Regions from separate parts of the Mus musculus genome. Here regions 1, 2, 3 and 5 are each linked to region 4. A link is a loop called in an ENCODE intact Hi-C map of the cell type or tissue named here. Cell type or tissue: heart. All regions are shown on one strand. Each heading gives the region's core, and the rest is flanking DNA. Links, peaks and the distances in the headings are about the cores only.

Region 1 (6,126 bases), core at 566-5,565, 610 kb after region 4:
AGGCCAGGCCCTCTGGCAAGTCTTGCACAGGAGGCACAGGTATGTGGGAAGGTCATCTAGGACTGTCAGCTGGCCTCACCTTGGCCTGGGACCTACTTTTCTGTGCACAGCTTCGAAGATTCTAGACTTATATAAGGACTGTTCCAGGGTTTGGTGTCAGGAGAGGGGGTGTATTTTGATAACATTTCCCTGCTGAGGAGGTGACTAAACCACACTTGTAGGGACTTCAAGAACTTCCTCCGACCCCTTCTACAGGCATGTGGTATTCCTCACCTTTTGGAATCCTCCTGCCCCAGGTATCAGCTCAGAAGCATCTGAAATAACAGGAATTTTTGAAATACTCCCAGAGACCTCTTACTGATGAATCGAAAACTAAAACCTTTTAGTTTCTTGTATGCCAGTCCCATTAGTAATTCCTAATCCTACATTGAGTTAACATTCCTACCCCACCCTAGGCCCAGTGACTGAATAAAATAGAAAAGACATCACTCTGTAGCTCCCGCAGGCTTTCCTTTAGATGTTTAAATCTTCATGCATATGCCTATATAACTGGGAACCCCACCAGATGATGTAATTTTTGTTTCAACATATGTTGCAGAAGATGGGATGATACGCTGTAGTAGATCAGTTTGTCCCATAAATAAAACTAAGGGCCATTTTAAGGGTCATATGAAGACCCAAATGCAGTGAAAACTTCCTAATATGTCTACATAAGCAGAAGAAATATAAATAGAGTCACCAAACAACTGGGAAAGATAAAGACCCAACTAGACATCTCTCATCACCAAATGAAATCTCCAGTTCCAAGAATGAGTTACATCTAATTGAGGTGTTGGGCAAAGGAGTCCCATGGAAGCCTCTGAGCAAACCAGTCTATTGCCAAGGCTGTTGGTTGCTCTCTTCAACCTGACAGTGAGGCCCTGTTGCCGAGACAACAACACCTACACAGCTCACTGAACATGGAGAAGTTGAGCTGGTGCCTATCTCGCCCTGTTACCCCTTTAGACTAGTGTTCTGTAGTATGGTACGTTCCTTGTACTGGAAGGTACTCTGCATGCTACCAAAGAGCGGTAACCACCAACCCAGCCACAAACCCTTTGGCCTACGGTGATAACTTGCCTGCAAGGCATGGGAGTGCAATAGTGGTACAGAGATTATGGAAGTAACCAACCCATATCTGAATAGATCCAAGGCCCACTTCATGAGATGAAACCCATTCCTGACACTGCTTGGTTGGCCAAGAACCTGAGACTAGACAGTCCAGGGACCTAGAGGAAAACCAAATACTAAAGATGTTCTGCTAAAGATGAAGACCAATAAAGTGACTCCTAGTGACATTAAACTATCCTCATAGATCAGTGATTTGCTCAGCCTTTATCAGAGCATTTTCTTCCAAAAGGATATGGGATATGAGAACAGATAGTCATAGTTGGGCAATGTGGAGAGAGAGAGAGAGAGAGAGAGAGAGAGAGAGAGAGAGAGAGAGAGAGAGAGAAGGGGGGCCTGGGAGAAGTTGTTGGGGGAGGGAACACCATAATTGTGGAATACAATCTATTTTCAGTAAGAAAAAAAAACTTGACTTGTTTTTTTGTATGTGAGTGCTAAAACTGGACTTTAACTAGAGTTCTGAAGCCCACACTTAACATTCTACACTGTTTCCCATGTGAGAGGCATGTGAGCTTGCTTTAGGAAGGGCACAGCAGAGATGTGAATTATCTACTGGGGGTTTAGGGAGACAGTCAGGCGCTTTCTAGGTATACTCAGTGGGGAGTGGCAGCTGAGAGGATGGGGAACCAGACTGAGAAACTAGAATCTTCTGGGACATTAAAGGACTGTGTAGGGAGTGGGCTTTTCTTGGGCAAGAGGACCTAATAGGAACAGGTAGGCTAGCCTCCAACCCCCATCTGGCTTCAGGTCCCTTCTTTTCTTCTTCTCCGTGGTAGTGGATGAAGACCAGTGAAAGTCACAGAGAAGCTTTATTTAGTTTCCTCAGTAGCTCCTCATCAAAGGGTTTTCTGTATGCACCATAGTCTAACTATTTTTCTAGACCATTCTTGGAGAAGACCCTTGCTTGGCAAGGCAGATGGGGGGAGGGCTCTATGAGAAAGGTCTTGTCTGCCAGGGCTCTGAGCATGGGAGGCCTTGGGAGCTGATGGAATGATCACGGTTACTGAATGTCCTACGTGGGTTGGGACATTCTCTATGCCCAATATTCGGTTCAGAAAATTGAGGGCTAAGATGTATAGTAGGAACACAACCTTTGTAGTGTATGCATAGATATGGCTCTCTGGTCCGTTGCTTCTCATTCTTTGGTCTGGGGCAACCTGAATAGCCTGTCCAGGATTTGCTAGAAAATGGGATATGTGGCCATTATAACCTGGTAGCCTTCTTGGGGCACCTGGAAAGAGAACTTCCTTCTTGGGTTTTCCTAGACTAGTCACCACTTGAGAACACGCATTGCTAAGGACTAGCCCTGCCACAGATCTATTTGCAAGCACTGCTCAGTAGTTTCCTGGTGACAAGTGACTTTGGGGTAGCAGCTGCTGGGAACCAAGTCTGACCCGAGTTCAAATTCTATCTCCACTGGCAACTCATTATGGAAGATAATTGATTTCTTCCCAGCTCACCTCCATTCTCTGGAAAGTGAGGAAACGTGTTTATGATTGACAGGTCACGAAGGAAAGGAGGGATTCTCTGGGTAGTTAACCACGGGGAAATCACAGCTATGGTGCTGTGCTAAGGCTTGGCCATGCCTCTGGGCTTGGGCAATCTATCTGGGCTTTTTTTCCTCGGTCACACAGAGGTATTGATGTTCTTTGACCTCTGGACTTGCATACTTCAGAAGAGGCGCTATATGGGGACACTAATCAGGGTAAAGGCTTTTTTGTACTCTGATCTTGTTGCCTCAAGCATCCCATCCTTTGCAGACCGTCAACACCCAGAAAAGGGCTTTTGAGGATCAAATTACTTGCCTAAAGGAAGTTACTTTATGCAGGGACCTGCTGCCCCCTAGTGGCAATACTGCCACATTGCAATGATGGTGTAAGTAAAGTCTTGTGGGCTGCAGGTCACAGCAAGCCTGGAATGTGTGGATTAGGAGTGGCCGGTTGAGCACTGGGCTCTGGGCAGTCATTCTCACACTGTGCTTTCTGGCCAGCTCACCTGAGCACTCGCTAGAAATGTGAAGTCTAAGGGCTGGAGAGCTAAGAGCTCTTGCTGTTGCATGAATGGATCTGTACTCTTTCCCAGCATACAAATCTCACGACTGCCTGTCACTCAAGCCCCAGGGAAGGTCTGACGTCCTCTTCTGGTCCTAAAGGGCACCTGTGCACATAGGCGCGTGTGTACCACACATCATAATAAATCTTCAAAAAGAAATGTGAATTCTGAACCCTCAGGATCAGAAACTTCTAGACTGTGCGCTCCCCGAAGTCGGTGATGCGCTAGTCTGGGGACTTCAGGACCCCAAAAGGAAAGGAAGGTTAAGGTGTCTCAGGTGTGCGTCTACACAGCCAGCTGAGATGTCCAGATTGCAGAAGACTTCAAAGGGCAGCATGAGCTGAGGGTGTTGCATGTTGGTCACGTGTCGGTCACGTGAGCTGAGGCTAGGCAAGGAGAGAGAGAGAGGGGTGACTGTGTAGCCGCCGTCCCCTCTGAGATTTACCCACTGTTACCATTGTTACCACAGTTCCCTCGTCTGTCCTCTGCATTTCTTTTATCCTGAGCCATTTGAGAAAAAAAAATTGGCAGAAATCTTAACACTTTGACTCTTAAATATTTAGCAGATGCTTTGTATAAACAATTATCAAGCCACAGTATTACTACCACAACAAGGATTTCAACAGCTTAACAACATCTGATCCACATTTTAATATCGCATTACCCCACTTATCCTCTCCTTAAATATTTGTATGTGTTTTATGTCCGAGCTTTAATCAGAGTTTATGCGTTGAATTTAGTCTTCTCGGTGTCTTTTGTGTAAACTGCCTCACCCACTTTGATTTTTTTTTTTTTTTGAGAATGAAATTGCCTTTCTTGATGAGTTCAGGCCAGATGTATTCTAGAATGTCCCCCAGTTGGGAGGTGCCGGGCTGTTTTCTCTCGACCAGGTTCAGGTTAGACATCATTGGCAAGACTACTTCATTAGATGATGGCTGAGGTGGCTCTTGCCTGTGATGCCAGTGCTCAGGATGTTGGGACAGGAGGATTATAATAAGTCCAAGGCCTGCATGGGCTACACAAAGTGCCCAGTGTGGCCAGTGTGAGACCTTGTTTCAAGTCCCCTTCTGCCTCCCCCAAATGAAAGTTTCAGTGGTCATATTGGGTGCTTTGTGCTGTATCAGGAGACTGTTGATGTAAGGTTGGGTTGTGAAATCTTTCCTCTGCTTATGCATCTGGGTCACCGTTCTTAGGTCACACACAGTGCAGCCCCATGGGTCTGGAGTGCGATCGGCACATGCGGTTACTCCAGAGGTTTTCCAGGAGTTTGCTGCTTGGCTCAGTTGAAGCCCAGGCCTTCTTAGGTCTCTGGTTTCTCATTCACGGATCTATTTTGCCCAAGGCACACATTAAAAAAGCTTCTGTCCTAAGAAACAGAGCTGCCAAGCCACTGCTGGGAGTCACCCCCTGCAGCTCAGACCCTTCCACCTCCAGTGAAGCCTCGGGGGCTCGCTCACTTCATCTGCTCAACCCTGGGACAGAGACAGTGTGGTGGTTTGAATAGAACGGCCCCCATAGGCTCATAGATGTGAACGCTTGGTCACCAGGGGGCAGCGGCAGCGGCGGCGGCGGTGGTGGTGGCGGTGGCACTATTAGGAGGCGTGGCCCTGTTGTAGTGGGTGTGGCTATGCGGGAGGAGGTGTGTCACTGATGGTGGGCTTTGAGTTTTCACATGCTCAAGCCAGTGGTTCTCTCTCTGCCTGCCTCTGTGCTGGCATGCTTCCTACCGTGCTAGCTGGCACGCCGATAATGGATGAAACCTCTGAAATGCCAGCCAGCCCCGATCAAAGGCCTTTATAATAGTAGCCATGTTCATGGTGTCTCCTCACAGAAATAGGAGACTGACTCTGTCCTTACTTTGTCTACAGATATATGCCACAGTTTTGCTCAGTATTAAATGTAGTGTGACAGTTGTTGTTTCCAAATTTCAGTTTCTATGTCTATTAAAATCATATATTGGAGAGAAAGATGGACTCTCCAATAGATGGTGTGGGGAAGCTGGGCTTCCACATCTAAGAGAATGAAGTAAGAGTGGCTCTCCTCCTGCACAGAAATCAACTCAAAAAGCATCAAAGGCTATAACATAAGGCCTCATACTCCAGCACCAATGGAAGAAAATGTAAATAAAATACTTAGGCAAGGCAAGGGATGTCTGGAAAGGACACCGGCAACATTGGGAATAACCCCAAGAAGTGACAAATGGGACTGCATGAAATTAAAAAGCATCGGTCCTGCAAAGGGAGCCATTAAGCAGAGGAGAGAGTGACTGCGGAGTGGGTCTTATCTTTGCGGACTATACATTCAATTAAGAATCAATATCTAGACTGTATAAAGACTTTAAAAAGGCTAATACCCAAGACACCAAAGTCACCCATTCTATCGATGGCCTCATCAATTAGACATTTCTCAAAGGAAGAAATAAAAATGGGCAATGCATCTTTGAAAACAGGTGAATGTCCTTAGTCATGAGAGAAATGTACATTAAAATGGTTTTGAAATTACATCGCACTCTGTATTGGGTGACTATCATTAAGAATTTAGAGAAGGGTGGATGCTGGAGGGGACCCCAGGCAAGAGAAACCCTTATTCCTGCTGATGGGAAATAAACTGTGGTAGCCATGGGGATTAGTGTGGAGACGGCTCAACAGAGGGGCTGCACCGCTGCCCAGGAGATACCAGGGAAGCCTTGTTTATTGAGGCACCATTTATAATAGACAAGATATGGAACTAACCCAGGTCCCATTAACAGATAAATGTATAAAAATATATGGTATTCATCACAGTGGAATTTTATGCAACTGTAAAAAAAAATGAAAGTATGACATCCATGGAGAAATGGACAAAATTAGGAATCATGTTAGACAAAATAAGTTGGACTCAGAAAAATAAATAGTACGTGTTTTATAT
Region 2 (6,126 bases), core at 680-5,679, 180 kb before region 4:
CTGGTTGATATCCTAGCTTTCCTCTTCCAAATAAAACTTTAATAGCTATTTTCCAAGTCCTCCTCCTCCATCGTCCTTCCTTTCTTCCTCTCTTTTTCTTTTCCTTTCCTTTCCTTTCCTTTCTCTTCTCTTCTCTTCTCTTCTCTTCTCTTCTCTTCTCTTCTCTTCTCTTCTCTTCTCTTCTCTTCTCTTCTCTTTGTGTGTGTGTGTGATAGGCTCTTATATAGCCCAGGCTGTCTTCAAACTTGCTACTATGGAGAGGATGGCTCCTAAATGCTGGGATAACAGGTGTGTACCACCTTACTCACTGGAGAGCTACTCTGTGTGTGTGTGTACACACAGAGACCGGAAGTCAACCTTGGCTATGCTCCTTAGGTGTTGCCTATTTTGTTTGGTTTTGTGTGTTCTGTTTTGTGTTTGTTTGTTTGTTTGTTTGTTTGAGATGGTGGCCTGGAATTCACCAAGACGGCCAGGCTGAATGGCTGGAAAGTCCCAGGGATTGATCTTCCTTGAGCAGGATTATGAACAGGTGTCTTCTTAAAACTATATTTACTTATGCTTATGGGTGCTTTGTCTACATGTCTGTCTGTGTGGCACATGGGTGCTTGGTGTCCTCGGAGGCCAGAAGAGGTCATTAGATCCCCTGGGAGTAGAGTTGTAGATGGTTGTGGGCTGCCATGAAGGTTCTGAGAATCAAATCTGGAAAAACGGCCAGTGCTCTTATCTGCTGAGCCATTTATCCAGAGTGCCCCTCACACCCCAGTTCTGATTTTCAGAGACAATTTCTCTATGTAGCTCTGGCTGTCCTGGAACTCACTCTGTAGACCAGGCTGGCCGTGAATTCAGAGTTCGGCTTGCCTCCTATGTGCTGGGATCAAAGGCGTTCACTACCACGCCCAGGTCTCTCCGCCACACCCCTGCTTTCAAAAGTGAGTTCTGTAGATGAGATGCAGGCCCTTGTGCTGGCAGGACTGGCCCTTTTTCCAACTGAGCTATAGGTCCACACTGCAGATAGAACCTTAACACTTACTGAGCACCCACTATGAGTCAGAGGCAGCAGACTTCATTTAAACACCTTCTACCTTCAAGTGACTCTTTGCATTTTCTCTTCTCTTTTTTTCCACTCTCCTGAAAGCCGGAAAGGAAACACTACAGGGGTGAGACACGGAAGGAGAGGCTTTGGGAGCCAGAGAATGGAGCCCACAGGTTTCTGTTAGACCTTCAGTCTGAGTAAGAAACAAACAAAATGAAATGAAACCAAAAGATTCCCGAATACCCACTGCATTTTCCTATGTATTTGCAAACAGACACTCGACTCTTATACCCAGGAAACATGAACATCACCCAAGAGCATGCCTCACTCAGCACAGCCCAGGGTCCTTGTTCACCTAGAGGACGACACAAGATTGGGAGTTCAAATCCCACCGCAGTTACCCATTAACGATGTGACTTTGGGTGAGTCACTAAACCTCTCTGGGCTGTTGATTTTTTTTTTCTCCACTACTGAAATGAAATGATGAAATGATATAAAAGTATAAATGATGTCATCGTGAGAGCAGCTCTGTAAGGCGGATGCCATCACCACTTTACAGATTGAAAGAGGAGAAAACAGGTGTGAAGAAGCCAAAGGCCTCACGGGAGCAGGAGGGAGAAGTCCGAGATTCATTGCAGCTCCTGCAAACACTTGGCTACCTGTCTCCACTGCCCATGGTACAAATGCCTCTATTCCCCTGCCCCGCCGCCCTTTCTTGCGCTCTCAGAGGCACAGAGAGCTTCCCTTAAAGGGCCTATCCCTGATAACTGGGCATTAACGTAGTGGAACCCCTGTAGCAGGTTCTCTGTCTGCCAGCAATGCAAATGACATCAAAGCACCTCTAAGTATGTCGGCAAATGGGTGGGTGACAGCACAGGGCCCGACACTAGGACGTACCACACTGAACATATCTGCGCGGTATGACTGTCAGATCAACCCTGCCTTTCCAGCTCCCTGCACCGAGGCTTCTGACACATGAGCCCGTCTGCACTGGCAGAGTCAGTTCTGTTGGGTGGAGTCAGTTCCGTTGGGTGGAGTCAGTTCCGTTGGGTGGGTGCTGTATGTGGTCCGACGCCTTAGGACTGGCTTAACCCACACTCAGTGCTTGTTCTCTGACCCTAGTCTGTACCAGGGCCAAGTAAAAGACAGAAACTTTCAGGAAAGCAGTATGAAATTGTCTGTCTATTTGGGGGTAGGGGAGGGTGTGTGTGTGTGTGTGTGTGTGACAAGGTGATCTAGAATGGAGCTCAGCTGTAGACTGCTTCCCCCAAAATAAATGTGTGTTGGTGCACAAGGCCCTAGGTTAGACCCCAGTACTGTAGACACTAGGCATGCTGGCACCTTTGCTACATCTGGCGTTTGAGGGAAGCTAGGATACATGGCATCTTGTCTCAAAAGAACGAAAAACCATTTTTTTTAAATGTCTGAAAAAAAATTCCTTCTTGCAAATATCAAGAGCTCCCACCACCGGGAACCGGAAGTCCACCTGTGCTTGCTGCCTGCCGCTGTGGTCAACAATGCTGGCTTATGTTTCTGCTGCTATGATGTTCCAACCTCACCTCGGGCCCAGAAATACAGAACCAAGGGACATACACTTGGAACTCCGTGGGATCGTAAGCTACACAGCGATTTCCTGCCTAAAAGTAAAAAAAGCACCTGAGAGGCAAGGACAGGAGGGGAGATGAGTGACAGAGAAGAGACAGGAAGCTGGGAGGCGGGACACTCACTGGAAGCAGGTTGTCTGCAGCCAAATTAGTTTCCCCTATCTTCACAGTCTTGTCCATCTGTTGGCTGTGGTAATTAAGTACCTGTGCTAATTGGTTTCAACATTGTATCACACGGGGTAAGGCTTTTCCCCGTGAATCTGTACCTGCTTTGGTATTTGATAATAGAACTAGGAGATGGAAACTTACTACACTAACCAGATATTATCCAGCACTGAGGTTAGTCAGGACCTGGATCCTGAGAGAATAAGAAACACGGTCACTGTTCCAAGGAAAGGGCCCACTAGGAATCTGTTTCTGTAGCAGTATGGCCTCAAGGCACCAAATTTATCCCTCTGATGGCTTCCTGACACTTGAGACCAAGTCTCTTAAAAAAAAAAAAATCCTTTGCCACGGCTCCCTCTTCTCCCAGAAGGGGGCGCTAGAGAGCTACAAGTATCCTTCTGTTCCAGTCAGCCACACCCTGTTAGCACAAGCAGCTTGTTCCAGTCCTAGCCATTCAGTGTAGCTCTAGCTGTCCTGGAACTAGCTTGGTAGACCAGGCTGGCCTCGAACTCAAGAGATCTGCCTGCCTCTGCCTCCCGAGTTCTGGACCATCACCGCCTGGTATATCCTCTGAAAGCTTCTAAATTGAGATACTTCCAGTTTCTGTGCCCTTTGAACTCAAGGACATTCGCCGTGTTAGTTGGTCTGCTCTACCGTCCAGCTGTTGTTCTATTGATGTCTTATAATAACTTAGCTGTTAAAACAGTTAATATAGCTTCTATTTCTACACTTGATCTTAGCCCAAAGGCCGAGGAGCCATTATAGTTCCTATTTCTAAATAGTACTCACATTGCTTTTAAAAAATATTTTCGGGCTGGAAAGATGGCTCCGCTGGGCTCACAACCAAAAATAAAGAGAAGCATGTTTAAAAGTTTTTATCTTATTTTTAATTATGTGTGAGGGGCTATGTGCACACGACTGCAGTGAAGGTGGAAGAGGAAGTGGGAGTTAAAGGCCCCTGTGAGCCACCAGGCACGTGTGCTGTGTCTTCTGCAGAGAGAGTATGATTCTAACTCCTGAGCGGTCTCGCCAGCCCCTTCTGCTTTAAGATAAGAGTCTGGGTACGTAACCTGGGCAGGTCTAAAGACTCCTCCCACCACTTCCTCCTGAGTGCTAGGGCTCGTGTGTGGACCACCACACTCTCTGCTTGCTGGAGCAGTTACTAGAGAGTGATTCTGAAACTCGTTGTCCTTGACTTAGAGTCCATCTGTGCCCATATTTGGTAAACTGGGGAATTACAATCCACTGCACTAGGTCTGTTTTCTTCAACACTTTCCTTTGTATAATTTATATTGTGCACCTAAGTGCCAGGCTCTGGGCACAGAGATACAATTGTGTGCCCTAACAAACCCATCCCAACCAGAGATCTTTTTGCGTGAACCGAATGGGAAGGCACAGGTTAGTTGGCTAGCACACGGCAAGGCATGTTGTCACCAGCCTCCTTTTTGAGCTGCGACAGCGGATCAAAGAGTTTTGAAGAAAAGACTGGGTATCTTTGGGAAACGAGGCAGGTGTCACCCGCGGCGAGCTGCTGACTTGGTCAGTATGGCGTCAGGAACTCATGCGTGCTGTGCCCCTGCGTCCTCTTCAGAGTGCAGAGGCAGTGACCTTGCAACAGCCTGCATTCATTCAGTGAGAAGCAGGGCAAGCTGCTCTGGAGGCGAAGCCCCAAGGAGAAGAGGGCCATGATGCTGGGCACCAGGTGCTGAAGAGATGACCTGACCGGAGCTGCCGTACAGGTCTGGACCTGGCTGCAGAGCGGCCGTGTGAGGTGCGAGGGAGACTTCCAGCACTGGTTACTGCAGAGACTGGTGAAGGGCTGGGGGTGTGGCACACTGGTGGACTGCTTGTCTGGTGCTGTGGCTTGAATGTGCAATGTCCCCATAAGTTCTGCATTCCACCACTTGGTCCACACACAGTGGCCCTGTCTGGGGAGCTGCAGAAGGTTTAGTAGGCGGAGGAAGCAGACCACTGGGGTCTTACACTCTGGCCCCATTTCCTGTTGACTGCATTTCGCAGATGCAATGTGACCAGATGCCACTCAGGCCTGCCCCGTGCCTTCCTCATCTCGCTGGACTATATTCCCTGGCTCTGTGAACAAAATAAAACCTCCCTTCTTTAAGTTCCTTTCTTTAAAAGTTGTTTTTTTTTGTGGGTATGAATATGTGGATGTATATGTTCAAGTAGGTACATGTATGTGCAGGTGTGTGAGAGCTTTAGGGATCTGTCTACACACACACACACACACACACACACACACACACACACACACACACACACACACCTCTGCTAAAGCTGCAGACACACGACACCTGGCTTTTAGGTGGGAGCTGGGATCCAACCCAGGCTCTTACACATGTGTGGTAGGTACTGTACTGACTGGGCCATCTCACCAGCCCTTAAGTTGCTTCTTGGTAGGTATTTCTGACACAGCAGTGAGGGAGGTGACAGACGCATGTAGCTAGCAGATATAGAACCCTGGGTTCGATCCCCCCCACACTACCTAAAATGGGCATGATGGCACACACCTGTACCCAGCCCCTGGGAGGGAGGGGCCGAAGAACAGACTCTCAAGATTAGTCTTTAACTCCATAGTAAGTTTAAGACCAGCCTATCTCAGAAAGGAGGAGGAGGAGGAGGAGGAAGAGAAAGACGAGGAGGAGGAGGGAGAGGAGAGAGCACAACCTACTTTCTGCTCTGCAGCAGGACTCAGGGAAGCAGAGGACATGCCTAGGTGGAAAGAAAGGAGCCAATACTCCTTTAAGTCTGAGCCCAAGGCCCCTCTGTGGGTGAGGAGAAGCTGAAACGAAATCCCATTTCTCCCTCTGACCTCCTCTTTGCTTGGTCTTCTACTGCCTCCTTGTCAGGCACACGAGGGACAGGGAGCCAAAGTTCTTACTGCCCTGACAGTGTTTGTGTAAACCTGCGATGCAGCCAAACCCTTGAGAGGCACATTTATAGCACGTGATATCTTACAAATACAAACTAAGCTCTTCACCCGCTAAGCTCTTCACCCGCAGTATTTTACCCATCTTGGCATGATGATGGCCATCGAACGCCACAGAAAGGGACGTCAGCCATGGGAATTATTATAGGAGGCCTATTCTATATCCGTGCTCTAGGGCCTTGTTATATGTAATTTACTGTCTCTGAAAAAGGCAGAGCTCCTAAGGCAGGAAAATCCTGGAGAGAGTTTTATTCATAAATACATGCCAAGACTTAAACAGTAAAGACAGCTTCAAACTCTAGGACATCCGAAATGAACAATATCTACCGCCTGCGTGATTTATTACTGTGGCGTTTGGGGTCCAAATGGTGAGATAA
Region 3 (6,126 bases), core at 339-5,338, 100 kb before region 4:
AGAACTGTTCCTGTTTTCCAGTCTGAGAGCAAAGAGGTCCTCGCAGGAGTGAGGCAGGTGCTACCTGGGGTGCTGGGGACAGGGAGGGGGACAGTGACTTGGCCATGAGAAGCAGGGCCAGAGACCACGGGCAACACAAAGAGACCAAGTGGTGTGATGCCTCCCTTTCTTTAGTAACTTTTCTTCTGCAGTGATAGCACAACTCAGGGGCAAAGGGCCCACGTCACCCACACTTCCAGGTAACAAAGCGTCACTGAAAGGAAGTCAGGACAGGAACTCAAGACAGGGTAGGAAGCTGAAGCAAAAGCAGTTGGGGGGGTGGGAGGGGTGCTGCTTACTGGCTTGCTCAGTCTGCTTTCTTATACAACCCAGGACCACCCGACCAGGGGTGGCACCACCCACACTAATCAATCTTATGGAGGCATTTTTCTCAAGAGAATCCGTCTTCCCTAATGCCTGTAGCTTGTGTCAAGCTGACAAAAACTAGCCCGCACACCATCCTTCTCCTTCCTCCCTGGCAGACTCAGCTGGAGCAGACTGTGTTCAAGCTCCGGGGAAAACGGGAATGCAGAGTTAGAATGAGGCTGCAGTTAGAGGCAGGAAGGAGGTTGGCTGCTCTTCATGTAGAAAGCACAACGCAAGGGTAAACTTGGAACACCTGGCAGAATTCTTTTTTGTTGTTATTTTGTTTTGTTTGTTTGTTGAGACAGTCTGTATAGTCCTGGTTGTCTTGGAACTCACTCTGTAGACTAGGCTGGCCTCGAACTCAGAAATCCACCTGCCTCTGCCTCCCAAGCAATAGGACTAAAGGCGTGTGCCACCACTGCCTGGCCCTTGCAGAATTCTTACCTATGAAACCACAGGTGCCACATGGACAGAAGCAGATCTAACAATTCTTTGTCTGTTGCTTTTGTTTTTGAAGATAGAGTTTCTCTGTTGTAGCCTAGGCTGTACAACTAGCTCTGTGGACCAGGCTGGCCTGGAACTCAGAGATCTGCCTCAAAAGCACTGACTGGCACTAAAGGCTTGCGCCACCACCATCCGGTTCAGTTGTCACAATACTTATTGAGGGCCCAGGACCACAGAAGGCATCTTATCAAACACAATTCCCACAATTCTTTTTTGATTGTATGAGGACATGTCATATTCCCTAATTTCAAATTCTAAAGCTCTGAATTGAAAACAAGCCTGGAAAACTGAGTTTAAACATCTCACTTAGGAGCAGGCAAGTTGACTCAGCCGGGAAAGGCGCATGCCATGAAGCTGGGTGGCCAGAGTTCCAATCCCTGGGCCCCACATAATGGAAGTTGTTCTCTGACCTCTGTATATGCGCAGAGGTGGAGACAAAGGCACACACACACACACACACACACACACACAGTATCTATCAGACAATACAATAAAAGAAAGTTAAAGTCTCACTAAGCTCAAACAAAGAAGCAGCAATTGTAGCTTCCGTGAATGTTCTTTCTATCGATGTATGCACAGAGACACAGTTCTAAAGGCGCCGCCTACTTGCAAGTCCAATACCATCTCCCCGGCGGGGATCGATAAAGTTATTGCTGCATTGGCACTATTAGCACAGCAAATATCACATACAAAATTATGCTCCCTGCCTAATTGGAATTTGATAAATTGTTGCTATAAAAGACATGGCTAACTGAATTCTAATGGTGCCTTACAGAGCAAAAGGCGTCATTACATATCAGAATAACAACAGCAAACCTCACTTTTGGGGGTGGGGGAAACGGGGTTGGTTCTGTTGTTTTAGCTTTAAAATTTGTAGCCCTGGCTGGCCTGGAACTCTCTATGTAGACCGGGCTGGCCTTGACTCACTGAGATCTGCCTACCTCTCCCTCAAAAGTGTTAGGACCAAAACTGTGTGCCACTACTCCCAGCTTTTTTTTTTTTTTTTTTTCTTTTTAAATTGTGTATATGAAGGCCTAGAAAAACGGTTCAGTGGTCAAAAGCCCTGGCTGCTCTTCAAGAAGACCCGGGTTTGATTCTCAGCACCCACATAGTGATTCATAGCCATCTGTAATATCATTTCCAGGAGGTCCAATTCCCTCTTCTGGTGTCCACAGGCATGCACAGACACCCACATATATAAAAATAATTTTAATAAAAAAATAAATTATGAGTGCGTGTGTGTATGTGTGTGTGCTTGTGTGTGCATCACATACATACAAAACTTAGTTTTTAGAAAAGAATCCTTAAAATGTTGGGGCTTTTCCCTCCCCACCCCAACTCTTCTTCCTTCTTTTCTCTTCTATCTCCTCCTTTTCCTCTTCTTCCTCCTCCTCTTCTGAGACAGGGTCTCATGTACCCCAGGCTAGCTCTGAGCTATCTACCTAGCTGAGGATGGACTAACATTTCTGATCCTCCTGCCCTGTCTTCTGAATGCTGGACTTGCAGGCTCCAGCAGCCACCCTCTTTCCATGGTGCTAAGGTTCACCAGCAGGGCTCTATGCGTGCTGGGGGTGCATACCTGCTGGGGATACACACTGAGCCGCCTCCCCAGACCCTGGAATATTTTCTAGGCCAAATTTGAATGCATTTTTCTGAGAGAACACCTGCCCAGCAGTTCTCTTGCTCTGTAACCTAAAGACTTACTCACACTTTTAAGCCCCATTGAAGACCTCAAGCTTTTATTAATGGACATTATGCCTATCAAGATTTACTGTAAAAAAGAGCAGAATTTCTTTAAAGACTTATTTCTTTTTCTTTCTTCTTTCCATTAACTTATTTATTCATTTTACATCCCTATCACGGTTCCACCGGTCCTGCCAGTGCCCCCTCAAATGGCCCCTCCCTCTTCACCGCTGAGAAGGGGGAGGTCCCTCCCAGGAACCAACCCACCCGGGCAATCTCAAGTCACTGCAGGACTAGGCACATCCACACCCACTGAGGTCAGACAAGACAGCCCAGTTAGGGGAGCAGGATCTACAGGCAGGCAACAGAGTCAGGGGTCCAGTTGCTCCAATTGTTGGGGGACCCACATGAAGACCAAGTTGCACTTCTGCTACATCTGTGTGGGGGGCATAGGTCCAGCCCATGAATGCTCTTCTGTTGGTGGCTCAGTTTCTGGGGGCCTCCAAGGGTCCTAAAGACTTAATAATTATGTATCCAGGAGAATGTGCTCTCAATGCAGGTGCCCACGAGTACAGTGCCTACAACGGCCAGGAGAGGGCGCTGGATCCCTGCGGCTTGAGTTACAGGTCTCTGTGTCCCAATGTGGAAACTGAACTCAGGTCCCCTGCAAGAGCAGTGAACTAAATGCCGAAGTTACTTCTTTAAACTTAAAACAAAAAAAGGAATATGTAGGGTGGGGATGTGCACCTGAGTGCAGGTATCCCTGAAAATGAGCCAGGTCCCCCAGAGGAGAATTACAGATGCTAACAAGCTGCCAAATCCGGTCCTTAATAACAGCAGTGTGTGTTCTTAACCTCGGAGCCTACATTCCAGAATTCATTCAATCCAGAATTTATTTTTGTTTTTTGTTTTTGTTTTTGTTTTTTAATTTCTTGTTTTGTTTTATTTTTGTTTTTGGAGACAGGGTCTCTGTGTAACCCTGGCTGTCCTGGAACTCACTCTGCAATCTAGGCTACCTCGAATACAGAGATCTGCTTGCTTCTGCCTTACAAGTGCTGGGATAAAAGGCATGTGCCACTACATAGAGCCGAAAAATTTTAAGCAAACTACAAGCACACATTCTATCAGCAGGGAAACTGTCACCCTCAAGTGCCATCCGGTCTCTGCAGAACTCCCGGCCTGATGAGCAGCTGGTGCCGGCAAGGTTAGTGTGGTTTTGAACGTTACTCTGACCTCACAGAAGGGAGTGGAAATGAGCAGTCCACGCACAGGAAGTCAGCGGGAAGAGAAGGCCGTCTGAAATGGTCCTTTCACACAGTGAGCTGCCATGACTCATCAGTTCTACAGCGAGTCAGGATCCCATCAGAAATAAGCTACTTCTGCTTTACATTTATTCAAAGAACACTGCATCTGGCAAAGGCTGCCCAGTCTTATAATAAATCAAAATCCATCTGGGATTCTGTAGCCTTAGCGTGCCACCATGCAACTTTCCGCTCGCTGTAAACTGTGAAACTTCAGAAGCGAAAATAAAAGAGCCACAAGTGTCTTAGCTAGGGGTTCGATTGCTGGGACAGAACACCACGGCCAAAGCAACTCGGGAAGGAAAGGGTACCCCAGCTTACTAGGCTCGGTCACACCCACCACTAAAAGAAGTCAGGACAGGAATGCAGAGGGACCTGGAGCAGGAGCTGATGCAGAGGCCATGGAGGGTGCTGCTTACTGCCTTGCTTTCAGGATTTGCTCAGCCTGATTTCTTATAGAACCCAGGACCTCCTGCCTACAGAGGGCTGGGACCTCCCACATCAATTATTAATCAAGAAAATGCCACAAAGGCCAATCATTTTCCCAATTGTGGTTCCCTCGTCTCAGGTAACTCTAGGTGTCAAGATGACAACAGACAACCAGCACAAGAAGTAGCCTTCCTCTCCAGCTCACTCCCAGCCCCGTCCTCCCAGAGCATCCTCCTCCTGAACTCACTCCCAGCATGGTCCTAGGGCTTCCTCCTCTCAGCTAACCACCAGCACTGCTCTCGCAAAACATTACCGTCCTGAATTTACCAGCACTGTCTTCCCTAAGCACAGTCGAGCATTTCTTCCCATAATAAACTACGTAAAAAGGATCCACATGCCTGTAATCCCACCACTCTAGAGACCTAGGCAGGAAAGACTTACGTGAGTTCAAAAACAGCCATAGTGAATTCCAGAGTAGTCAGGACTACAATTTCCAGTACCCAAATTTAGACCCAAATCCACAAAGTTGTCCTGACCACCACGTAAGCAACATGGTACACACATACAAATAAATAGATATTAAAATTTTAAAATAGGGTCGGGGGTACTGAAGTGGGGGAGTAAGAAGGGTGATACAGAAGGAGAGAGGAGGGGACATAAACACTAAGGACATTTGAAAGATATTCTTTTGTAAGCTTACTTAATAATACCTACATCATGTGTATGTGTCCCTATCCGTGTGTGTGTGTGTGTGTGTGTGTGTGTGTCCATGTATTTATGTTGCATATACATCTATACTTTTATTGTTACAGGGTGATAATATTCTCCCAGGAGCCATAGACTAATAAAAATCCCAGTGACAGACATGGGACACCTCACGGAAGTAGTTAGTCAAGGAATCTAAGAGAACAATACAATACACACAGATAATTGCTATTGCCCTTGGTTGCTTCCCAGATCTTGGAAGTAATACCCTACGCTGAAAACACCACACACTTTGGTGATAGGACTTGGGAGAAATCAAGTTGGCGTGACCTTTAAAGACCTTCTTCCGTGGGGGCTGGCTCTCATAATATTATTAGATGCCATACAAACTGCTAAGGAGAAAAGCAAGAAATAGCCCTACTCAGCTGTAAAGACTTCCTCCACCCACAACAATGACTGACCATACCAGACGGCCCCAACAGCAGCCAACAACTATGTCATTGAACTTAAGGCCTGCTCAGAATGAGAGAACCTATGCCTGCTACTGTAAACCTAGCCAAGAAGCTGCAGCTGGAGAGGTCAGACCCTAGAGGAGAGCCTACTACAGCCATTTCTCTAAAACACTACAGCTTCGGACTGACTACATTACAAATACTTCTCTTCACCCCATCAAGCGCCTCTCATCCCTCACTGGAGTTTCACTGTGCAGCCCACCGAAGGTATCACATACATCCACAACTGGCCAAACCCAGAGGAAAATATGACTCGGTACCAGTAGCAACTGGGACATCAACAGAGCCATCCCCACACCCACAGCTCAGGGGACACTGCAGAGGAGGGAGAAAGAACCCTGTGAGTGCTAGATACCAGGACAACTGCTGCCAGACAGGTCTTCCTGGCGTGACAGGATGCTGGACCACATCCTCCCAATGATATGGCTGCCTGCACAAGACCACTCTGGGCAACACCGCAATGTGGATGGGAAATTTTTGTTGCTTTTGCTTTTCTGAGACATTGCCTCTACGTACCCCTCATTGTCCTGCAACTCGCTACGTAGACCAGGCTGGCCTCCAACTCATGGAGATCCTCCTGTCGTTGG
Region 4 (6,126 bases), core at 625-5,624:
CAGGAACTCAAGCAGGGCTGGAACCTGGAGGCAGGAGCTGATGCAGAGGCCATGGAGGCTTACTGGCTTGCTTCCCATGGCTTGCTCAGCCTGCTTTCTTATAGAATGTGGGAGCACCAGCTCAGGGATGGATGGCACCACCCACTGATCACTAATTGAGAAAATGCCTTATAGTTGGACCTCATAGAGACATTTCCTCAACGGAGGCTCCTTTCTCTCTGATGACCCTAGCTTGTGTCAAGTCAACACACACAATCAGCCAGTACGCCGCCAGGCTGGCTGGCCTGTGGTGAGCTCCCAGAGATTTTCCTGTTTCGCCTCTCACCTCACCATAGGCACACTGGGATTATGCACAAATGTGTTTGGTTTCATGTGTGCTCTAGGGATCCAAACTTGGCTCCTCACATCTACATAACAACTGCTTTAACCAATGGGCTACCTTCGTAGTCCCCGATCTATGGTCATCTGTTTTCTGCAGTTCCAGTTAAACTGATAAGTTTGGAGGGCAGAATGGTTCTGCATGTAGGAATAAGCCATTCATCAGTAGGTGCCTCCTGGCAGTAGTAGCCTGGACAGATGGCACTGATTCTCTGTCCACCAAGATGCAAAATCCACCTGCTTCTACATCTGCACTCAAAAGGGAGTCAACAGCTGCTTGTAAAATGGAGTCTCAGGGCACGGTGTAGCCTGAAAAACCTCTGTTTTGCACAATCCTGAGTAATTTAGGGCAGGGCACAGCCTTTCTGCTCATCACCAGGGGTGCAGGAATTCACACTGAACCCAGAGCTAGCAGTATAAAGAACAGAACTTTTCCATTAATGTTTGATGTTTCGCATTACTCAGTTCTGGGCTGGTGGTGCACTATTTCTGTGAATTGTATTTACAATGACAAGGCATATTTGCACTGACGGAAACATACATGAGATGGGATGCGCTGTCTATTGCCCCGACGCCATCTGTCTCACTTAACACCCACAGCACCCTCTTAAGAGAAGTATCCTCATCGCCATCTTATGCACGAAAGATTGAGATTTGAGGTTAAGGGATTTGTTAGATATCACTTGGCATTTTGCAGCCTGCTTTCCCTGAAGGATGAGCCCAGAAGCCATCTTGGACAATCTGAACTCCTGTATGCTGGGATTACAAGAATGGACCACTAAGCCCAGTTTATTTGATTTGGGCTTTCGTGCATGCCAACACTTTATCAACTAAGCTATATTCCCCAGCCAGGATTTTGGAGAATAGTTTTATGTAGCCCAGGTTGGCCCCAGGTTTCCATTTAGAGTTTGAAGGATGCCTTGGTGAAAAGGAGAGAATGCTTTGGGGAATTGTTCCGGATCACAAGGGCATGAAAGAATGATGGGGAGAAGGTTGCGATGATAATCTAGATGCTAGAGATGGGAGTGGCTAGAGCCAGGACTGGCTTGAGCCTTCTTTCTGCCGTGCTGCTGTGGTTAGAGTGTCTCTAGCAAGTTCCAGCCACATCTGCCACAAGCCTTTGTTCCACCTCTCTGAAATGGGTTGACACATAGAGAATGAAAAACAAAAAGCAAACAAACAAACAAACAAACAAACCTACCTTCTCTCAAGCTCAAATCCTTCCTGATGCTTTTTAAATGTTAATTCGTACTAAGGATTTAGATAAGACACCTCCAGATACTGTCCTGAACCCAGAAGAGAACCCGGGTGTAATAATTCCCCTGTAGGCGTCCTCTCAGAACACAGTGGCATAGGATTGTTTGTAAGAATGTTCTCTAAGCCAGGTTATACCGAGACAAAGCTATCATTTCTGCATGTCTCTGTATACTTTAAGAAAATGATTCGGGTGTTGCTGTTGGGTTGATGATATCACAATCAACTAAGAGTGTTACGTTAGAAACAAAGAAAATGATTTAAACCTATCTAGCCGATAAATATGAAAATATAACTTATGAAGCCTACGCTGCATTGTCACCAAATAATCTGTTTTCTAAGTTCAAATTTAATTTAAAAAGAGATATTTCTCTAAATGCTTCCAACAGCAGACTGCAAAGGGTTTTTTTTTTTTTTTTTGCATAGAGAACACAGGAAATAAATATAGTAATGTTCAAATCACCAACACAATGGCTGTTCTGTTGCTTGTTGCTTTTAGAATATTTTTAACAACTTGCTGGTGAATTGGCTCTTGCTGGTGTGAAGCCAGGCTGGTAGCTGGTTCTCACCTGCTTTTATTTATTTATTTATTTATTTATTTATTTATTCCTCTGGTCACTGTGTCCTATCCATTACTAAGACCTGCTAGATACTGGGCTGGGTTTCTCATAACTGGCTTTCATTTTTACTGACACGAGGTTAGGGCTTCTATTCCTGGCTTGCTGAAAGAGCCTTTTCCTTAGAATAACCCACGGGGCAGAGCGTCTTCCTAAACTAAGGCTTTCATCTAGCCACTTCTGTTATTAAAGCTTCAGGGATCCCATTGCAGATAGCCCGGCATGGACACAGGTCTTAGAACTCCCGTTGTTCCAGCCAGACAAATGCATTAGCTTTCTTTACAGTCGCTAATCTTTCACATCTGGCATTTGCTCCCCCGGAGTCCCTGGCTCCTTCTGCCAGCACCTCCTTCCATTCCGTATTGAATTCACTTCCTTCAGGATGTTTTCCTTGCTTAGTAGCTACTTAGCAGATAAATAACTCTTGTTTTTGAGCTTTTAATCACATTAAGTGCTTAAAAAAAAATGATCCAAGTCTAGGGATAAACAGCTTATGGAGATTTTCATTCTCTAAGAACCACCCAGGGTGACTTTGTCAGAAAGAGAACTCAAATTTGCAGGCGGCTGTTTTCACTAACATCTATCCGAGAAGCAGAGCAAATGACTCCTTATGGTGACCTCTAGCGGGCACGGGGCAGTCCTACAAAATTAGGAAAGTGGAGGGGGAAAGCAAAACCCTTCCCCAGGTACTCCATGGTCACAGGAGCCCATCTCACCCCTCCACCCTCCCTATTCATTTTTATTTCCAGGGTTTGTTTTGCATCTAACGCCGTCTCCCTTATATATAACTCACCTGTTTCTTGCCTTTGACGGGCTGGGTTGCCGGTGTCGGATGTGTAAACTGCTGTTTAAAATAATGCCTGCCAAGTCGAACCCCACTCCACCAAGCCTTAACCCTGCCTCTGCATTTGAAGGCCGGTGCCGCAGTCGCACGGGGGTGCTACGGGGAGGGAAGGAGTGGACATCGAGATAGCATGAAAAGGAGAATGCAAGATCGAGGCAATAAGACATTCTGGTCTTGCCAGTGAAAGAAAATTCTCTCCAGACTGCTACCCGACTCCACCGGAGGCATCGTGAGAGCGGTGTAGGCGCCTTCTTAGGACCCCAAGGCTGGGAAAGATGGGGGACTAGGGCGAGTCCGTTGGCCCATGGCATCCCTCAGGGAGCAGGGGGTGGGGAGAGCTTGGTGCGCGGCCGCCTTCGGAGCGCACGGCACGTGGGGTGCCCCACGCGCGGAGAGGAAGCGCAAAGTCTGCAGGCAAAGCCGCGACTGGGTTGCCTGCTTTGAGAAATCCTTTGGGGCGGCCTTAGAAGCCGACCAGGGTTTCCAACAGTCTCTGGCAAAGGCTCATCCAGACGCCGTCTGCTCCCTACTTCAAACCTCGCACCTTGGTCCTCACCTCAGCACCCCTCCTTCCCTCCTGTCTCCTCCCTTCGGGGGACTCTTTAAAGGAGCCTGGGGGAGGTGTGTCCATCATCCGGATGGCCCCGGGGCTCCCCGCAGCTCGCATCACGCCCTGCGCACCCCTCCCGGCCACTGCGGGCGGGGGCGCACGGCGTCACGAGGCGGGGAGCCCGAGGTCCGGGGCGGGGCGCCGGGGAATCCCAGCCGGAGCGAGCCGGGAGGTGCGGGCGCGGGCGGGCAAGGAGGTGCGCGCGGAGGGAGCGGAGCGCGCGGAGCCGGCGGGCGAGGAGGAGGACGGCGAGGGAGGCCCCGCCCCCGCCTCCCGGAGCCCGCTCCTCGCCGCCGGAGCCGGCTCACTTTGCCTTTCGCCTCTGGACGGCGGCGGGGCTGCGTGCGCCGGGGACCGGGCAGACCTGCCCACGGTGCCTCGGCTAACGTTCGCCCTCTGGGAGACCGGCGCCACCTGGAGCTGCGGCCAGCCACCCGGATTCGGGAGGGCGAACCCGGGAGCGAGGGGCGGCGGCACTGACACCGCGGGGGACGCGGGCGGTGCGGGGCGCGAGCCCCGGGGGAGCTCGGGCCCCGACGGCGCGGCCTCCCCGTGCGCGCGGCGGGCAGGCCCCCGGGGCGGCCAGCCATGACCTTCGGGCGCGGCGGGGCGGCCTCGGTGGTGCTGAACGTGGGCGGCGCCCGGTACTCGCTGTCCCGGGAGCTGCTCAAGGACTTCCCGCTGCGCCGCGTGAGCCGGCTGCACGGCTGCCGCTCGGAGCGCGACGTGCTCGAAGTGTGCGACGACTACGACCGGGAGCGCAACGAGTACTTCTTCGACCGACACTCGGAGGCCTTCGGCTTCATCCTGCTGTACGTGCGCGGCCACGGGAAGCTGCGCTTCGCGCCGCGGATGTGCGAGCTCTCCTTCTACAACGAGATGATCTACTGGGGCCTGGAGGGTGCGCACCTGGAGTACTGCTGCCAGCGCCGCCTAGACGACCGCATGTCCGACACCCACACCTTTCACGCGGCAGACGAGCTGGGCCGCGAGCAGCCTCGTCCCGCCGGACCCGAGGCGGCCCCCTCCCGGCGCTGGCTGGAGCGCATGCGGCGGACCTTCGAGGAGCCCACGTCGTCGCTGGCCGCGCAGATCCTGGCCAGCGTGTCCGTGGTGTTCGTGATCGTGTCCATGGTGGTGCTGTGCGCCAGCACGCTGCCCGACTGGCGTGCGGCGGTTGCTGACAACCGCAGTCTGGATGACCGGAGCAGGTACTCCGCCAGCCCTGGGAGGGAACCCTCCGGGTAGGACGCACTGCTTTTTTTGCCCGTCCAGTCCGTCCAGTCCCGTCTATCCGTGCCGTCCGTCCGTCCGGTCTCCGTCCTGTCTGCCTGGCAGCTCAGCTAGGCTTTTTTCCTGCCCCAGGAGGTCCCTGGCGCTCCAGCCGAGGGGTGTGAGGAATCTATGGGTCCCCAACCCCGCCCCCTTTTCACAGGCGCAGCCTGTGGTTGTGCTTGGGTCTCACCTTTTAGAGTAAAACCTCCAGGCTTTGTGTTTTAGTTCTGACCAAATAGCAACCTGCTAATTAGATTTTCCAAACTTTTATTGCTAACACGCAATAATTTGCACGATGATTCAGTTTGAGCTAAGAGCTCTTTGAAATATGTGCCAGTACTGGTGGTGTTTGAAAAGATGAAGTCTCATTTCGGTGAAATGTGGTCTGCTTCAGTGCCCACACATTCTGCACACCCTGCTCCCGGCGTAATGTGTGCTGGGATGGAATCCGTATTATAAAGGAGGCTAATTTAGTGATAGACTCTGAATAATGGGTGCCTGTGCCCTTTTTCCTCTCTCCTTTCCGAGCAAGTGTGGACCTAGCAAATTCCTCTCCTCTGTGTGGCATTAAGGATTTGGAGTTTCATTCAGAGGGTCTTCAGTGTGGAGAAGAAAACAAAAACAGCTATTACCTTGGGAGAGAAGAAAAAGCGAAACTTCCCCAAACCCAGAAACAGGATTCGGTCATTGAAGTGTCTTCCCGCCTCCCCCCACTTTACTAGGATGAAAAGAAAACACTTTAATCTTTCCTGAGCTCATGCTTATCTCTTAATGGTGATAGCACTCTCCTGTTTTTAGAACAAGTGAGTTTATTTTGCATATTTGGTGGGAGGAATAAGCAGACTAAAGTTGGACTTTCCGAGCAGACAGCCATTTTGGGCATAAAACCCAAACTGTATATTCTCTTTCACCCTTTGTTTGATAACTCTTCTAGGAGCCTTCACCCATTCATTTTCTGCCCTAATTTTTTTCCCCCTTCACTTTCAAGTCAAGACCGTGTCCTGTAATCCTTTCCCGATGGGCCTGTGTGTGCTAGGGACTGTGGTAAGTGCAGACCCAGCAGCAGTGCATCCCTTCCTCTCTGTATGAATCCTAACAGTAACTACCGTGGACTGGAAGCACAGAGCCCATTGCCAGCATCCCATCTT
Region 5 (6,126 bases), core at 671-5,670, 220 kb before region 4:
TCCCAGCACCCACATGGCAGCTCGAAACAGTCTGTAATTCCAGGGGATCTGACACCCTCATATGGACATACATGTAGGCAAAACACCAACGAACATAAGATAAATAAGTCTTTAAAAAAAATACAGCTCTGACAACACCTGGATTTTCACCTTCGAGCCCCATTCAGGCTTCAAAACTAAAGATGATAGATTGGTGTATGTGGCAGGACATCGGGTTGCTTTGTCTTGTCTTGTCTCTCGGGACTGGGGATTAAATCAAAGGCATTATGAATAATAGCCAAGTGTTCTATCTCTGAGCTATATCCCCTGCCTTTTTGTTTTGTTTTGTTTTGTTTTTTGTTTTTTGAGACAGGGTTTCTCTGTGTAGCCCTGGCTGTCCTGGAACTCACTCTGTAGACCAGGCTGGCCTCAAACTCAGAAATCCGCCTGCCTCTGCCTCCCAAGTGCTAGGATTAAAGGCATCCCCTGCCATTTTAAATAAAAAATATATACATTTATCTAATTTGGTTTTTTATTTTTGCCCCACGGAGTGAGTTTGGAGGTGAGATGACGATTGTGAGGAATCAGCTCTCTCTTTCCATCACTGCGGATCCCAGGGAAGGACGTTAGGTCGTCAGCTCAGTGACAAGCGTCTGTACCTCTAATCCATCTCGACCCTGCCCTTTGCAGTAGCCATGTCTGTTTGTCAACTTGATGATACCCGGAATGAGCAATCATCCAGAAGTGGAGGACATACCTATGGGAGATGACTCCGCTGGTTTTGTAGTGGATGAATCTACTTCTAGACCAGCTTTGAGGTGAGATCTGGATCTTGAGGTGGGAAGACATACCTTTAACCTGGGCCACACCCTCTGCTGGAAGTCTATGGAAGAGGACGACATAGGAAGCTTTCGTTCTTTGCCTGCTCACCCTCGCCTCTCGAGCACATCCATCCCTTCACTGGCGTTAGCGCCGCCTACTTCTGCGGGATTCCGGCAGATACAGGAGATCAGCTGAGACATCCAGCCTTGTGGACCAAGCAACCACTGGATTCTTGGGCTTTATGTTCATGGTCAATTGTTGTTTGATTAGCTGGACAACAGCCTCTCTCTCTCTCTCTCTCTCTCTCCATATATATATGTATATATATGAGATAGATAGATAGATAGATAGATAGATAGATAGATAGATAGATAGATAGATAGAGAAAAGTAGATAGACAGAGAGGGGGGAGAGAGATTCATTCTATAAGTTCTGCTCTAGAGAACCGTGACGAATACACCTTCTTCTTAACCTTCTTCTTCTTCTTCTTCTTCTTCTTCTTCTTCTTCTTCTTCTTCTTCTTCTTCTTCTTCTTCTTCTTCTTCTTCTTCTTCTTCTTCTTCTTCTTTTTCTGAGAGATAGTCTCCCATAGTTGCTCAGGCCCTTGGGCTTCCTCTTCAGCACAAATAGCTTTGAATTTTCTCTCCTGTCTCAGCCTCCAGTAGCTATAGTCTGTTGCCACCAGGTTTGGCTTACTAGCATTATTTTGACACCACTAATTTTGTGTCATAGCATCAATAGAAAAACCAGCTGAGTCTAGTCAATGGAAAACCCAAAACAAGACGTTAGCATAGGTGCCACCAGCAATATCTGCAGAAGACCACGGACTCGGAGTGGAGTCCAGCATCTGCTCAGTACACCAAGCAAATGTCGGGAAAGTTCAAAGGCAGGATCTGCGAATCATTGGCTCCTGGAGACCCTGAAATGGACTGAGCAGCTAACTATTAAGTCCTGTGTGTATGTGTCAGTTCTCTTGCTCTGCAGACACCTTCAGAATTCAGCGCTGGCTGCCGTTCTTAGAACCTGTTCTGTTCTTGGAGCAGTGTCATTGTTGTATTGTTTTCTTTGTTCAACTAAACTCTACTTCCTATGATAGGACTAAGGAATTCTTCCTTTCCTCAACACAATTATATCAATGATTAAATATGAAATGTGCGGACCCAGCTACTAAATACCAGACTTGTCAGACCAGATTTGTTTAAACTTCAGCTATGTACCATTCATGAGAGATATTGTTCAGAGGTAATTCCACCAGAGAATACACAGAGAGTCTGTTTTTTAAAATTAATTTTCCATCTTGTTCACTGCCACCCTCCTGGTCATCCCCTCCCACAATCCTTTTCCCCATCCTCTCACCCCCTCCTCCTCTGAGCTAGTGGGGACCCCCTGGGTATCCCCCTCACCCAGGCACATCAAGTCTCTGTGGGGTTTGGCACAACCTCTCCCACTGAGGCCAGACAAGGCAGCCCAGCAGAAGAGCATATCCCATGAACAGGCAACAGCTTTTGGGACATCGCCCGTTCCAGTTGTTCAGGACCCACATGAAAACCAAGTTGCACATCTGCTACATATGTTCAGGGAGGCCTAGATCCAGCCCACACAGATACTCTTAAAGCACGGTAGAAGGATTGCCAGCCAGTGACTGCAGGGGAACTAACTCAAATCATGCAGCCCAAGATGCTCTGTTCTTGCCCTTTATGCACAGACATCACATCCTGGTTGACACACTTCACTTAGCAAGAACAGTTAGTGAAAGTAGAACTATAGAAGCCAAAAGGCAAGGTTAGGACATTTAGGGACTTCCCCAGATCCTGACAGTCCAGACTAGATCTTCAGTGGACTAGTTCTTTGGCAGCTGTGGGGGCCTACGTGCTGGGCTCTGAAGTCGAAATGGTGCCACTCACATGTTCCGTTGTGCTCATGTCTCAGGTCTATTTCAGTACACTTAAAACAGAACAACACTAAACGGCTATGGGAACCCTTATGCCTGTAGTCTCGGTTAACTGGAGTGTGACACGCCACCCCCAATTCAGTGACCTGCAGTTGTAGCCATTTCGCTTGCATAAGGGCAGTGATTTGAACTACATTCAGACATCTTCCACTGGGGCATCTAAGCAGACTTATACAGCAGGCCTCTGGCCACAGCCTGCAGTTCAACCTCTCATCCTCAAGGATGCTATCTCAGGTTTCTGCACAAGGGGGCAGCAGCGTGCCAGTGGAGACGCTCAGCAACTACAAATCTTCCAAGAACCAGCCTCCGAAATCCCAAGTTGTTGATTGGAGGTCAGAGGGGGTTAAGGACACCAGAAGAAGATGGTCCGCAGAATCAACTAAGCAGGGCTCGTAGGGGCTCACAGAGACTGAAACAGCGATCATGGAGCCTGCATGAGTCTGTGCAGGGCCCTCTGCTCATATGTTCTGCTGGTTAGCTTGGGAGTTTGTGGACTTGTATCAGTGAAAGTTGGGTGCTTTTTGCCTGCCCCTGGGACCCTTTTCCTCGGCTGCCTTGTCCAGACTTGATAGGCGGATTTGTGTCTGGTCTTATTGCATCTTGTTAAGCCGTGTTCAGTTGATATCCCTGGGAGGCCCGCCCTTTCCTGAAGGGAAACAGGAGCAGTGGAGCTGGGGAAGAGGGAAGGCGGTGGTGGGGACTGGGAGGAGTGGAGTGAAGGAAAACTGCGGTCTCCATCTACTGTGTGAGAGAAGAATAGATAAAAAGGAAAGAAAAGTTAAAACCAAACAGAACACACCTGAAAAGAAAGAAAGGAAAGGAAGAAACCAAAATTCCTTCTTAGCAGCTGGTCTGAAGTCGGGGACAGTCTCATGGGACTGAGTTCTCATCCTGTGGGGTCTAATGCTATAGCCATGCAGAAGGGTCAGAATGACGATGTCCCCCGCCGCCCCCACCCCACCCCAGGCACTGCTGTAGTCTGATTGCCTGTGTGCTAGTGGGAGAAATACCCCCCACACTTAGGATTACAGAACTGGACTGTGCTGTGAGAGTACTGTAGAAGACTGTGGGCGTGGCCTGTGTCCCTCCCCCCACCCCCAACCCACTCCCATTCACCAGTAGAGCCCATGAAGCATTTCTTTTATTCATAGAAATCTATTTGTTCTTAAATACTTAATGAATGTATGAAAGGAGGTAGAGAGAGAGAGAGGGAGGGAGACCGACAGACGGACAGACCAACAGGTCTGAGCTGCTGACACACTAGCTCAATCTATTGAGGGACTAAGGGATCAGCTTGTTATCAACAGCCATGTTCAGCCAAACTTAGAGGCATCTAAAGGTCTTCATGCACCGCCCAATCCAGGGGGGTAGAGCAGGACCGCACCAGCAGTGGGAAGGCCTTGATGGGATCGGAGCCCTGAGTAGATGCTGTTTTCCTCTGATTCCATGGCACAAATAAGCTCCTGTATACGGAGGAAAGAGGTGGCACCTGGGAGCAGCCTGATGTTTGATCTTGATTATTAACTTGATGGGATTTACAATCACCATGGAAACGAGCTTCCTGACACATCTGTGAGGGAGTTGCTAGTTAATTGAGCTGGGGAGGCCCACACTAACTGTGGGTGGCGATAGTCTGTGAGCTGCCTGCCTTTCAGGCTGAGTAAGAAGGCGACTGGGAGCTGAACATCAGCACTGGTCAGCATCCAGCTTGCCTCCTGCCCGTTGATACCATACAATGGGCTGCCTCAAACTCCCGTCGCCATGACTTCCCCCTCAAACTGGGAGCCAAAATTAACCCCTTTTTGTTCCAGCAATAGGCAAAGCAGCTAAATACAAACAGGTACAGTCTGGAAGGACCAAGGATCAATATCTGGAAGGCCCCAGTCAATCGGGGACTGATCAATGGCAGAACACATGGGTAAGAGGGGAACTGTATTTTCTTAACACTGAAGTCATCTGAATAATGAGGCTTGCCCGTGGTACCCTAGAACAGTGTTTTATCACATAGTCCAAAGTAGAGGGCATCTCTCACAGTGATTATACAAATATATCTTAGTTTGAATCTAGAGTGTTCATGTCCTCAAATTCTATGTACAGCCTCACGTCGTTTGATTGCATCAATTAAAATACAGGGTAACTACCACTCTGTCCTCTGTAGGAAGTGTCAGAACATCTGCTGGTTTGCAAGCAGCCCCTCCCCTTGGTGTGACTTCGATTGCCTTCTCCTTACCTTCTTAACTCCTCCCCCTTCCTCCCCATTTAACAGCACCTGAAACAAGCCTGACACATAGGTCATAGGTCCCTGCATTGCCTGGGTTTTGTTTACACCCATTTGACTACGGGGAGATGGGAAACATAAAGAAGGTTTGAGTTATTTAGGTACCAAACAATGTTCTGGAAGGAAATGCTTCAATAAATACTTAGCTGAAACATGCCAAGTGAATAATCAAAAAGATAAAGCTGTAGAAAGGGGCAAGGGTGGTGGAGAGGACACAAGAAGGCCCCTGCCAGGTGCGTGAGATGCTTGCTGAGAGCCTGTCCAAGTTTGGCTTACACCAGCAGAGCTTTTAATTCTGAGAAGAAGAGACTCTGTCAGGCTGCAGACAAGCGAGGGTGGCCATGAGAGCCACGAGGGAGCCACTAGGAATTCTTCTATTCTGTAGTCTGTATTCTGGGCTCAAAGGCCTGAGACCATTTCTTCTCCCTCGCACTGACTTCTGTAGTTCACTCCCTTTCAGTTCTCCCAAGAATTGTGAGTCCTGGAGGGTAGGTGGTCCTTGCCTTCCCCTCTTCCTCCTACGTTTCCTGCCCCAGGGCAACCTTGGCTGAGGAGCCTCTAGTCTGGCAGGCTCTGGGGTGGGTTTGAATGTGCTTGGCCTGGGGAGTGGCACTATTAGGAGGTGTGGCCTTGTTGGAGGAAGTGTGTCAGTGGGGTTGGGGAGGACTTTGAGGCCCTCCTCCTAACTGCCTAGAAGACAGACTGCTCCTGTCTTCTTTTAGAACAAGCTGTAGACCTCTCAGCTCCTTCTCCAGCACCATGCCTGCCTGGGATGCTGCCATGCTTCCCGCCATGATGATAATGGACTGAACCTCTGAACCTGTAAGCCAGCCCCAGTTAAACTTTGTCCTTTATAAGAGGTCTTGGTGTCTCTTCACAGCAATAAAACCCTAAATAAGACAGACACCTAGGACCATCTTCACCTGTAAAGGTCTTCACATGTGGGTGGCTTAAAACATGCAAGGGTGGGGATTGTAGGTTTATGGTGACATCCATCTGTAATCCTAGTACTGAGGTAGAAGGATAGAGTTTGAGGCTAGCCTGAGCTACATAGCAACCTGCCCAACATTCTGGGTCACAAAGTGATTTCTTGTCT

Evidence for each region. Peaks named below come from ENCODE experiments on the same cell type or tissue, not always from the same donor. Only the 100,000 strongest peaks of a DNase experiment are listed, where the experiment ranks them.
Region 1: a loop joins it to region 4, with 2.5 times the contacts of the local background. A loop is called at or near these places in 8 of 42 quality-filtered maps.
Region 2: a loop joins it to region 4, with 6 times the contacts of the local background. A loop is called at or near these places in 13 of 42 quality-filtered maps.
Region 3: a loop joins it to region 4, with 7 times the contacts of the local background. A loop is called at or near these places in 25 of 42 quality-filtered maps.
Region 5: it touches region 4 in a loop (7-fold over the local background); 34 of 42 quality-filtered maps call a loop at or near these places.

Annotation. Positions count from the first base shown.
Region 1 is chr17:83,022,385-83,028,510 of GRCm38, reverse strand. No RefSeq gene overlaps it. Among named protein-coding and RNA genes, the nearest start is that of Gm19689, 53 kb to the left of the region's middle. In heart, for the core only: a CTCF peak has its summit at 3,016 (motif pointing left); no DNase peak of the experiment used is centred there.
Region 2 is chr17:83,805,281-83,811,406 of GRCm38, reverse strand. All of the region lies in intron 16 of Mta3 (metastasis associated 3), which reads right to left. Among named protein-coding and RNA genes, the nearest start is that of Gm41637, 18 kb to the left of the region's middle. In heart, for the core only: a CTCF peak has its summit at 3,177 (motif pointing right); no DNase peak of the experiment used is centred there.
Region 3 is chr17:83,730,070-83,736,195 of GRCm38, reverse strand. All of the region lies in intron 3 of Mta3 (metastasis associated 3), which reads right to left. Among named protein-coding and RNA genes, the nearest start is that of Mta3, 27 kb to the right of the region's middle. In heart, for the core only: a CTCF peak has its summit at 3,173 (motif pointing right); a DNase peak (open chromatin) is centred at 3,865; H3K27ac peaks cover 964 bases.
Region 4 is chr17:83,629,784-83,635,909 of GRCm38, reverse strand. It overlaps Kcng3 (potassium voltage-gated channel, subfamily G, member 3), which reads left to right and starts at 4,015. Exons shown (of 2, transcript NM_153512.1): 1 at 4,015-4,947. The coding sequence starts at 4,292. In heart, for the core only: a CTCF peak has its summit at 2,870 (motif pointing left); a DNase peak (open chromatin) is centred at 3,019; H3K4me3 peaks cover 3,404 bases; H3K27ac peaks cover 1,794 bases; H3K27me3 peaks cover 2,908 bases.
Region 5 is chr17:83,847,518-83,853,643 of GRCm38, reverse strand. C430042M11Rik (RIKEN cDNA C430042M11 gene) reads left to right here. Exons shown (of 2, transcript NR_155491.1): 2 at 670-1,972. It also overlaps a transcript of Haao not described here. Among named protein-coding and RNA genes, the nearest start is that of Haao, 3.8 kb to the right of the region's middle. In heart, for the core only: a CTCF peak has its summit at 2,998 (motif pointing right); a DNase peak (open chromatin) is centred at 3,003; H3K4me3 peaks cover 441 bases.